Linked DNA regions of Homo sapiens: region 2 is linked to region 1. The links are chromatin contacts, found by Hi-C or POLR2A ChIA-PET in ENCODE. All regions are on one chromosome and are shown on one strand. The core of a region is the stretch at or near the end of the contact, and the rest is flanking DNA. Distances in the headings are between cores, read along the strand shown. Region 1 holds the start of PPIB (peptidylprolyl isomerase B). Region 2 holds the start of INTS14 (integrator complex subunit 14).

Region 1 (5,833 bases), core at 2,100-4,599:
AAAAAAATAACAGCAGAAAAGATAAAGATAAACCAAAAATATATACCCCCCAATGGAAAATAATGTTGATTCAGCAATTCCCATAGGATGTATTACATGCTCTAATTTATTATATTATTATTTATCTGTCTTTGATCTTTGCCCATTGTACTCTTAAAAAGATGTTGGGATGTTGATTGCGATTTTTAAACAACTAGATAATGTATAAATCAGCAGTGGAAATCAGTTTTAATGTGTGGATGTGTCTGATTATTGTTAAATGCCTCTTTTTTTACTTTTTTTTTTTTTAGATGTATAATGTTTCATAAACCCTGGCACTGGTCACAAAGCTCAGCTGTGAAAATGAAATTTGTAGTATTTTTAAACATGAATGTCAATTTCAAGTGTATTTGAAATGGTTCCTCCAGGAGAGATATTTGTGCACCATTAGGAAAATCTTCTCTGCAGAGGAAGTAGCCTTCTTTGGAGAAAATGGAAAATGGGTTCTGATATGTGATCTCAGAGTAGCCCATTTCCTAGGGCACCATGGAAAACACAAATGTGATCTTTAAGTATACCTCTTCCCCAGTTTGGGGAGGAAAGGACTCAGTTTGCACCCTTTTTGTATGTAAAATAAAATGTCTTACCTTTCTTGGCTACTTCTGCTTGTTTGGTTGGTTGATTGGTTTGTCTGTTTTTAATCTCCCTCGGCTCATTTGTAATTAACAATCTAGCTAGGACTAACTTTGATGCGATTCAAGACTCCTGTGAACAAAAATAATTTGGCATTCTTGTTTCATTCCTTGGATTAAATATTGTCTTCTCCTGTGAGTCACTTCAAAAATAAATACTGCTGTCTCTCTTCGAGTGCTGAAGAAGAAAATTATTTTTTAATTAAAAAAATAAATATTGGCCAGGCGCAGTGGCTCTCACCTGTAATCCCAGCAACTCCGGGAGGCCAAGGCGGGTGGATCATTTGAGGTCAGGAGTTCGAGGCCAGCCTGGCCAACATGGTGAAACCCTGTCACTACTAAAAATACAAAATTAGTTGGGCGTGGTGGTGCACACCTGTAATCCCAGCTACTCAGGAGGCTGAGGCAGGCCAATTGCTTGAATCCAGGAGGTGGAGTTTGCAATGAGCCAAGATCGCACCACTGTACTCCAGCATGGACGTCAGAGCAAGACTCCGTCTCAAATAAATAAATATTCCTGGAAGAATTTGGACATTATCACTCATACGTTAGTTCCTGGGTCCCTGTTGTTCTCAGGTGGTAGAACACAGGAAATCAGGATCTGCTCTGTGGAACAACTTTAGTAGCTTTATAATTCTCCTCTACAAATGCGGAATATGTGTCCAGACAGAAGATAGAACTATGATGAGCAATGTAAAACCATACTGCATATGTAGCCAACAGAACAACTGTCAATCTGGGCATGATTGACTCCTTCCAGTTTGTTACTACTCTTTAATTACTTTTTCACAGGCAGGTAGCAGTGGAAGAATCATGAGAGAAAAGTTTCACATTGAGAGCATTTTATCCATCAACCTGATTTCTTTTGAAAGTGGGAGTGGGAGAAAGGCTGCTGTGATGCCATTTTAGCCTTAGCTCCTCATGTGCAGGAGGCTACTTGGGTTTTTTGAGTGTTTCTTTGTTTTTGAGACAGGGTGGAGTGCAGTTTCACGATCACAGTACACTGCAGCCTTGACCTTCTGGGCTCAGGTGATTCCCCCACCTCAGCCTCTGGGGTAGCTGCGACTACAGATGCGCACCACCACGCCCTGCTAATTTTTGTATTTTTTGTAGAGACAGGTTTCACCATGTTGCCCAGGCTCAAACTCCTGGACTCAAGTCATCTGCCTGCCACAGCCTCTCAAAGTGCTGGGATTACAGGTATGAGCTACTGTGCCCAGCTGGAGGCTACTTTGAAAACATGATTTAGTAAACATTTTTCTCTGGCTATGGCAGCCTGAGACCAGTGAGTGAAGAAAGAGGCTTAACAAAATAGGAGAAAAAAAAAAAAAAGGGATGAGAGATGGATCTGGAAGATCATCTTTGTCAGTATAACAATGTTTAAAACTTCCTCCTGATTGGGGTTGTCTGAATTGAGGTGCAAGGATGGGAAATAAGAGAACTGTCTTGAAGCTCTACAACCTGTGTAAGGCCGCTGTAATGAACAACAAAGTTAATGCCAGTGGCCTTGCATAACTTCAGTCTCAGGTCAGCGCCTCATGAAGACTACATTGCATAATTTATGTAAATGGAGCCCTGCCTATAATCTGTGCTGTGACGACCTGGAATTTCTACGAAGTTAATCGTTGAAAATTAGTTTTAAAGACGTTTTAACGCCATAGGTCCAAATTTTGGAAGTTTGTGTTTTGGTTTGTTTTGGTGTGTAAGACTCCCAGTACCAAAGTATCTATGTTGTAGATTGGGACAACACTAAGTGTGTGAAGACCTAAAATAGCCCTGTGGGGACATCTAGTAACTATTCCTGACCTCCGGAAAAAGGCATTGTATCCTCAGGCCGTGGCATAAATTATTTCTCATGTCAGTGCGGATGTGAAGCTATCCCAACCAGGACTTGTTGGGCACTCAGTACTGCCGCGCTGTGAGGGAGCTGTGGACAGAGTAAATGCAACACAGTCCCTTCCGCAGAAAAAAAAAAAAATGTAGTCTATTGGGGGAAAAGGTAAAGGAAGTTAAGAACAGCGTATACAATAAGATGTCCATTGATATACACAACAGTAAGCACAGCAAGATTACAGAAGGGAGAGAAAAATGGGTAGTAACTTGACGGCCTCAGTAAAAAAGGAAGTGGGTTGTGCAGCAAGTTTTGCAAGACAAGTGGAGGAGCCGTACAAGGCCACGCTCGGTAAGGATAAATGTCCCTGAAGTGTTTGGAAGCCACAACGTTTAGAGCCAATTTGGCGGTGACAAACACTTGACTGGCCCAAAACAGTGACAAGCTTCCCGTGCCCCTTGTCCAGGCCCACGTATTTGCTAACCTCAAGCGCCAGCTACCGCAGGCCAGTGGAACAGCGCTCCGGGCGGGGCGGGCCGCGGAGCATGCCGGGGCTTGTGGTCTTCTCGGAGCCCGGGCCCGTGCTCTGCGAGGCCGCCTTCCGCCGGTGGCCTTCCTGTGGGCGGGAGAGGGCGGCCGGGAGCCCAATGAGGGAGCAATAACGTGGCAACCACCCACGAGCCCGCGTCGGTGCCCGCCCCGCAGGGGGACCTACTATCCGGCGCCGAGCCGGAGGGGGGAAACGGCGCCCGCCGCCCGCCCGGAGCCCGCGAGCAACCCCAGTCCCCCCCACCCGCGCGTGGCGGCGCCGGCTCCCTAGCCACCGCGGCCCCACCCTCTTCCGGCCTCAGCTGTCCGGGCTGCTTTCGCCTCCGCCTGTGGATGCTGCGCCTCTCCGAACGCAACATGAAGGTGCTCCTTGCCGCCGCCCTCATCGCGGGGTCCGTCTTCTTCCTGCTGCTGCCGGGACCTTCTGCGGCCGATGAGAAGAAGAAGGGGCCCAAAGTCACCGTCAAGGTCCGGTGGAGTCCGCGGCATTTACGGTGCCGGAGCTCGGGCCCGGGCGGCCTTGGCTTGGCCTTGGCTCAGCCCCTCCTCCCTCGGCTTCTGTCTGTGGCCTCGTGGCGTCTGGGCCGTCCTGCCCATTCAGTCCAGGGAACGACCCGGACCCACCCCGACACCCCCAGCCCCTGCCCTGACCCAGGGAGTTAGTTGGATCCCCGGATACCCATCTGGGGCCGACACTGGCAGTCTCAGAGCAGGCTTTTTGCAAACACCCCTCAGTGCTGGGGAGATGGTGAAAGATCACGCCTGCCGGATTCCGAATCCTTTCTCTCCTTAAGCCAAATTTTAGCCACTTCCAATTACAAAGCACAGTATGTATACTTCAAACTTAAGTGGTGAACTTAGGCTCCGCTCCTTATGGGTTTTCTAATGTTAATTTTTAGAATCTGGGTCCATTAGCTGTTTAGAGCAAATATTGTTATCCTGTAGTCCAAGGAGGGTATAGATAAGCATGTTTTCCAAGAAAAGGGTCTGGAGCTTTCATTAGATTCTCATAGGATTTTTACCGTCACCAAAATCAGATTCAGAACCACTTCTCTAAAAATATGGCTCTATTCTCTCTCCCATCCTCAGGTTAGCTTCTTGTACCTTCCCTCCCCTAGCAACGCCCCTTTAAAGAAGCTAAGTTGGAAATGGTCTCTTTCCTCAGGTGTATTTTGACCTACGAATTGGAGATGAAGATGTAGGCCGGGTGATCTTTGGTCTCTTCGGAAAGACTGTTCCAAAAACAGTGGATAATTTTGTGGCCTTAGCTACAGGAGAGGTAAGTGGCTGGAGCAGGGGTAGTCAACTCACATGAAGTGAAATTGGCACTGGGGATGGCAGCAAACTGACCTGCAGAGTTCAGCCGATCTGTAGCGTGGACCTCACTGAGCACCGACTGCCTGTTGCCCTGGGAACACAGTATTGCCCTTTCTTAAGAGTAATGGGGCCCTGACCAGGCACAGTGGCTCACACTTAAAATCCCAGCACTTTTGGAGGCCAAAGTAGGAGGATTGCTTGAGCCCAGGAGTTCAAGGCCAACCTGAGCAACATAGCAAGACCCTGTCTCTACCCCCGCAAATTTTTTTTTTTTTTTGAGACGGAGTTTCACTCTTGTCGCCTGGGCTGGAGTGCAGTGGTGCGGCCTCAGCTCACTGCAACCTCCGCCTCCCGGGTTTAAGTGATTCTCCTGCCTCAGCCTCCTGAGTAGCTGGGATTACAGGCATGCGCCACCACGCTTGGCTAATTTTGTATTTTTAGTAGTGACAGGGTTTCACCATGTTGGCCAGGCTGAACTCGAACTCCTGACCTCTGGTGATCCGCCTGCCTTGGCCTCCCAAAGTGCTGGGATTAGAGGTGTGAGCCACTATGCCCGGCCAAAAAAAATTTTTTTTAATTAGCTGGGTGTGACGGGGTGCACCTGTGGTCCCAGCTACAGCTACTCAGGAGGCTGAAGTGAAATGGAGGTTGCAGTGAGCCATGTTCATGCCACTGCACTCCAGCCTGAGCAATAGAGTGAGACCCTGTCTCAAAAAAAAAATAAATTAATTAAAAATAAAAGGCCGGGCGCAGTAACTCATGCCTGTAGTCCCAGCACTTTGGGAGGCTGAGGCGGGTAGATCACCTGAGGTCAGGAGTTCGAGACCAGCCTGGCCAACATGGCGAAATCCTGTCTCTACTAAAAATACAAAAAATTAGCCAGGTGTAGTGGTAGGCGCCTGTAATTCCAGCTACTTGGGAGGCTGAGGCAGGAGAATTTGTTGAACCCAGGAGGTGGAGGTTGCAGTGAGCCGAGATTGCCCCACTGCACTCTAGCCTGGGCAACAAGAGGGAAACTCCATCTCAAAAATAAAAATAAAAAATAAAAAAACAGGCTGGGCATGGTGGCTCACACCTGTAATCCCAGCACTTTGGGAGGCGGAGGAGGGCAGATCATGTGAGTTTAGGAGTTTGAGAGCAGCCTGGGCACCATGGTGAAACCCCATCTCTACTAAAAATACAGAAATCAGCTGGGCATTGTGGTGGCACATGCCTGTAATCCCAGCTACTCAGGAGGCTGAGGCTGGAGAATCGCTTGAACCTGGGAGGTGGAGGCTGCAGTGAGCGGAGATTGTGCCATTGCACTCCAGCCTGGGTGACAAGAGAGAAACTCTGTCTCAAAAAAATAATAATAAAATTTAAAAAATGAGATAAAAAAGAGTAAGGGGTCCAGAGCTTCCTGGGGAGACTTCACCTAGGGTGAGGGCAGTGGGTTTTAAGGAAACAACAGTGCCCTATTTCAGTT
Region 2 (5,833 bases), core at 895-3,394, 1.4 Mb before region 1:
TGGGGATCAAACACTGCCTTTCAAAGCCTTTGGGACAGCAGTCCACTGTTTCAAGGCAGGAAAAAATAAAGGGAATGAGAGATTATGCAAAGGAAACTATTTATTGATTTCCTTTAATGTGTGTGTGGAAACACGCAAATGCTGAGGGTCGTTTGAGTGGGGAAAAGAAATTCATCAGCCAGTGATGGCTTGAAAGACACCCCCTTTAAAACCTTCTAACCTTTGTGCTGATGTTCTCTGATGTTATAGTCACTGAACAACCTTCTGATTTGTAATGGGATTCCACTAAGGAGGAAAAACAAACAAACAAACTAGTTGCCCTAAGTAACACAGTCCTCCTGGTAGCTGTGCCTTTTATCATCAATTTAATATATTGATTTTTTGCTTTCCAAGTCTCCCAAAGCCTGTTATTCAGAAGAACTAGGTCACAAGATTTGATCATCCATCAGTGAACTAACTTAAGCTTTAGGGTTGGGTAAGGTAATGAATCAGACCCTGCAACTGAGCCAGAATTACCACGAGGACAGTAACCCTATGGCTAAGTCGTTGTCACATTAGGGGTAACTAGACACTTGCTTACCCACACATTCTTGGCCACATCCCTCCCAATAGGGCAAGATTAGAAATCATGACTAAGTTATCAGGCTGCAGCCTTACTTACCTGGAGCCCAATGCCTGCTCAAGCATAACTAGGTCTTGACATGGTGAGATCAGCCAGGTTGGGGAAAGAAGTTTTGAAGCAAATAGGGCAGTCTGCAGGGCCCTGGCCCCAGTGCTGGCAGGGATATTCCCAGGGACAGGAAAAAACTACAAGCAACTGGCCCCACAATCTCCCACATAACAAGCTGTGAGAAGTCAGACAGATTTGTCTGTTCAGTTCAAAGCATCCTCCTTCCTCGTCCCATCTCCTAATCTCGCCCCATCCTATCAGCTAAAAGAAAAAGGCAAATGCCTGAGGCCTTCTAGAGGCCTTTCTGTACTCACTTTGTAACCTATGTGGTTCCACATTGTTCTTTGAACCGTAACTACCCAGGGGCCTGCTGGCATCCATCTAAGCCTATCTCTAGCTGGGATTCCCTGGCTCCCTACATGGTTAGAAAGAAAGTCACCTCTTGCCCTCTTAAGGACCTCACTGAGGCACAGACTACAATGGAGACACCAGGTGGCCAGAGTGGCAGGCAAGAGCCCATGTTGCCTTACAGGGAAATCTGAGCACGCATGCCTTGTCCAGGGTGAGAGGAACGAGGGCCCTCTGCTTCCCTCAAAGAGGGGATAGGGGAAATAAAGTGAGCATTTGGGCTGAGGAGACCAAGAGGCCAAGTCTTGAGGTAAATTGGGCTCAGGTCAGCTAAGAAGGATATACAAAGCATACCTCAGCCAGGAATTACAGTTTTGGGGTTTTTCCCCCCAAGATTCTCGTGCGTTAGCCTCCCAAGTAGCTGGGATTACAGGCACTCGTTACCATGCCCGGCTAATTTTTGTATTTTAGTAGAGAGCGGGGTTTCACCATGTTTCCCAGGCTGGTCTCAAACTCCTGACCTGAAGCGATCCGCCCACCTTGGCCTCCCAAAGTGCTGGGATTACAGGCCTGAACCACCACGCCCGGCCAGGATTTGTAGTTCAGGAATTGCAGTTTAAAAAGAACAGGAAGAGGATTCTGTCAACCGGTTCAGAGGATACGAGAGAGGGGGCTAAAGAGTGACGAGGAAAATAGCAGGAAGGGTTGGGCTCGTGCACCGACGGGGCCCAGGGGAGTGAGGGGACAAAAGTGTGAAGCGGACACAGAGTCACCGGGCCAGGTGAGGCCCATGGGTCAGTGGGGCAGAAGGGGAAGGAAAGAGCCCGAGAATGGGGAGAGATTCAGGGCAATGCAGAGAGACACGGCAGGAAACCCAGCCAAGGCTCGAGAGAAGTTGGGGATTTGTGGGAGGAGAGGGGTGGCCGCGGATTGGCCATCGCGAAGAGAGGCCGCGCCCCCTAGCGTCCCTCCGGGATGAGCCAGAACCCTGCCCGGGCGACCCTGAAGCTCTCCAAGGACCGCCCCGCCCAGCGCGGAGTGCAGGCGCCGGATTCCCTTCTGTCGCGCGGCCTTATAGTTCCGGCTGTGGCGCGCGGACGGAAAGTTTATGCCGACGGAAAGTTTATGCCGACGGACTGTGTCCGGCGATGGGCACGGGGTGAGTGGGGAGGCCGAGGGCCCGGGACTGCCTTTCGCTGCTTGTTGGGGTTACAGGTGAAGGGGTTATGGGTGAAGAACAACCCAGGGCCAGCGCTTGGCCTTCCCGCCACCGTGGCGGCCGCCCCGCGCTGTCTGTGAGGCGCCAGTTCCGGGGCGCTGCTCCCGGCCTCCCCTCGCTCTGAGGCTCGGGGTCCCCAGCTCCGCGTAAACTGCACGATTTCGCCCTCTGCTCAGCTCCCCTCTGCCCCCTCTTTCCAAGAGAGACTTCCAGATCCCACATTTTCTTGACTGATTTTTAAGGTAAAAATACATCTCCCAGATGTGATTTTCAGTCTGGACTTTTAGAGATGAAATTATATCTGAGAACTGGGGAGGGACTCCCGGAGGCTGACGGGAAAGCCAAAGAGCAGGTGAGGCACTAGAAATTCAGGTAGAATCCTGCTTTGAGAGCGAGACTGCTGAGAATCAGTTCTTTATGAATGAGCTAATTATCACCTTCAGGGAAGAATTACAAACGTCTAGCTGATGGACACTTGGTATTCAAGGCCAAATAGGTGGCTAGGGCCTATTTCTCAGACTGTTCCTGAGAAAGAAGAGCCCTAGTTGTTTGAACAGTACACGTGGGAAGGGGGTGGGGGTGGGAGACTTGGGGGCTCAGAATCCACCCAAGTGAGGAATACATAGTGTTGTGCTCACAAAATTGGTAGACTGTGGTGGGCAGGGATTCCCCCCCACCCAAGACGGAGTCTCGCTCTGTCGCCCAGGCTGAAGAGCAGTGGCGCGATCTCGGCTCACTGCAACCTCTGCCTCCTGGGTTCAAGCAATTCTCCTATTTCAGCCTCCCAAGTACTAGAACCACAGGCGCACGCCACCACATCTGGCTAATTTTTGTATTTTTAGTAGAGATGGGGTTTCACCATGTTGGTCAGACTGGTCTCGAACTCCTGACCTCGGGTGATCTGCCCGCCTCAGCCTCCCAAAGTGCTGGGATTAAAGGCGTGCCTGGCCTTTTTTTTTTTTAATCAGGCCTATACTGCTTGAGTGAACTATCCTTCAGGAACTTTCAGTTCCCTCCTTTACTCCAACCTGAGTACTAAATTGATCTCCCACGACTTTGTAACTGTTAATGAGGTGCATTTGGGAGTCGACACAAATGCATCACTTGGGAGAAAGAGCCAGCTCCAGAGGTGTCTTCAGAGAAGGCAAGACTGCCAGCTGTCATCACTGTCAACAGCAGATTTCACGGGCTGAAAGTGCTTTTTTGTATTTGATCTAAGTCTGTGTAAACTGTTTCCTCCCATTCTCCTAAGAGGTGAGGGCAGTACTCCTCATGATCCTCAACTTGTAAAAAGGCCTCCCTGCATGAATGGGACTACCACAGGAGCTGGGCAGACGTGAGGGAGTCCCCCATATGTCTGCTTGAATGAGGAGAAGAGGAAATGTGTTTCTGGTGTCCAGAGTTAACATTTATAATGTATTTTGCTAAATAATATATGGTATATCTGGTGATTTAGGGGTAGTTCATCAGTTGTTATCAAATTGTTGGGCACCTACTATGTGCCAGTTACTGTGATAAGTTTTGAGGAGACATCATGGGCAAAATGTGGCATGGTCCCTGCCCTTAGTGAGCGTATGTTATGGTCTAATATAGTGTAGTTGAACCAATATTGTGCAGGACCTCACTTTTTTTTTTTCAGTCGGGCCTATACTGCTTGAGTGAACCATCCTTCAGGAACTTTCAGTTTCTTCTTTTACGCCTATGCTTACAACCTGAGTTGTAAACATTGTTTCCATGAACCAGTGTATTCTGAGTTCGAAACAGCCTACTTACAAATGGAATTTTGGCTGGGCGCGGTGGCTCACGCCTGTAATCCCAGCACTTTGGGAGGCAGAGGCAGGTGGATCACGAGGTCAGAAGTTCGAGACCAGCCTGGCCAATGTCGAGGTCAGAAGTTCGAGACCAGCCTGGCCAATGTGGTGAAACCCCATCTCTACTAAAAATACAAAAATTAGCCGAGTGTGGTGACACGCGCCTGTAGTCCTGGCTACTCGCGCCTGTAGTCCCGGCTACTCGGGAGGCTGAGGCAGGAGAATGGCGTGAACCCGGGAGGCGGTGCTTGCAGTGAGCGGAGATCGCGCCACTGCACTCCAGCCTGGGCGACAGATGTCGCAAGACTCCGTCTCAAAAACAAAAAAGAACAAATGGAATTTTAGAATATGACACATTTGCAGCTGGGCACCATCCTTAAACAAGTAATCTGGCTACTGTTAAATGTTTTGAAGTTAATCCCAAAAAAGAAAGTTGTGAACATTAAATTTCTAACCTGTTTATATCCACCTAATCTCTCTAATTGTATATTTGCATTATGATTTTTATGAAGTTGTAAGCAGTGTATAATACAGTTCTGGGGCCTGCTTTTCTCAGTTACTAATGCTTTCTATAAGTATTTCTGATATCTGTAGTACATATGTCATTTATTTATAGTTTTATGATATTTCATCATGTCAGTAGCCTACAGTTTGCTTAATAATAGAGTAGCAGCAGGCTATATACCCATGAGCAGGTCTGTGTATCTGTAAACTTTTTTATTTTTGAGCACCAAAATGTTTTCTTTATGCTAATTCTCAATCCATAATTTTGAATAACTCCATTTGTACATTTTGACTTTTCTACCCAATTTCATGAGATAATTCCAGCTGTATAAATTTTTTTTTTTTTTTTTTTTTTTTTGAGATGGAGCCTTCGTCTGTCACCCAGGCTGGAAGGCTGGAGTGCAGTGGCACGATCTCGGCTCACTACAACTTCCACCTCCTGTGTTCAAGGGATCTTCGTGCCTCAGCCTCCCAAGTAGCCACCATGCCTGGCTGATTTTTGTATTTTTAGTAGAGACAGGGTTTCACCATATTGGCCAGGCTGGTCTCGAACTCCTGACCTCAAGAGATCCGCCCACCTGGGCCTCTCAAAGTGTTGGGATTACAGGCATGAGCCACTGTGCCCGACCTTACATATTCTTTAATTTTGTTCTTTTCCTTCACAGTTGAAGCACCATTGGCCAGTTTATGTACAATGAATACTACTGAGGCTGACAGTTTATTACTTTTGTTATGTGTAATGATTTCCAATTTGTCTAATTTGGTTTATGACTTTACTAGTCCTTTCATTTTTATATTTGGCATTCATTTTACTAAAACAAGAGCACCAACCAACAAAATAATTAAACACATGCAGTAATACTGCAAAAAGGTTGTGACAGTGCCAAAAAACAATGGTTGTTTGTCAAATAGCACCAACATATGACAACTAGAAATGTTCTTCAGTAAATTAAGTGTTAGGAGATGTGGGAGTTTATTAAGTTGCATAAAAGTCGAATGTGTGAAAGTTAAGGGCTACCTGAATTTAGCAGGGCTTTTTTTTTTCCAGTAGATATATTTAGATGGTCCTTGATTTATGGTCACTTAATGGGTGATTCTAAGAGTGGTCCTTACAATGAACTAAGCTGCTCACTTCCCTCTCACTGAGTTCTCTACAGATTATTCCTCACCTCAACTTAAATGGTGTTTGCCTCTGCTAATTTCTGAGAAGTTAGTTAAAGTTATGGTGAAAAATATTATTTTCTCTCCATGACATGTAAGAACGTATTTATTTTCTGCAGC

Evidence for each region. A loop is a pair of places that touch in the nucleus more often than their neighbours do. ChIA-PET counts read pairs that join two places held with the same protein, here RNA polymerase II (POLR2A). Pooled maps may share reads with other maps.
Region 2: a map of tibial artery shows a loop between it and region 1 (20-fold over the local background). The contact joins the promoter of INTS14 here to the promoter of PPIB in region 1. A Hi-C loop is called at or near these places in 1 of 168 maps with a recorded cell type or tissue (tibial artery) and 8 of 50 pooled maps. POLR2A ChIA-PET finds 5 or more read pairs at or near these places in 1 of 52 experiments (activated naive CD4-positive, alpha-beta T cell).

The regions. Positions count from the first base shown.
Region 1 is chr15:64,160,538-64,166,370 of GRCh38, reverse strand. It overlaps PPIB (peptidylprolyl isomerase B), which reads left to right and starts at 3,349. Exons shown (of 5, transcript NM_000942.5): 1 at 3,349-3,519; 2 at 4,217-4,330. The coding sequence starts at 3,385. CSNK1G1 (casein kinase 1 gamma 1) reads left to right here. Exons shown (of 12, transcript NM_022048.5): 12 at 1-846. RefSeq lists enhancers at 2,835-2,884, 2,991-3,491, 3,435-3,684, 3,492-3,992, 4,226-4,790 and a silencer at 3,025-3,384.
Region 2 is chr15:65,607,442-65,613,274 of GRCh38, reverse strand. It overlaps INTS14 (integrator complex subunit 14), which reads left to right and starts at 2,144. Exons shown (of 12, transcript NM_001394796.1): 1 at 2,144-2,177; 2 at 5,833. It also overlaps a transcript of SLC24A1 not described here. RefSeq lists an enhancer at 2,067-2,226.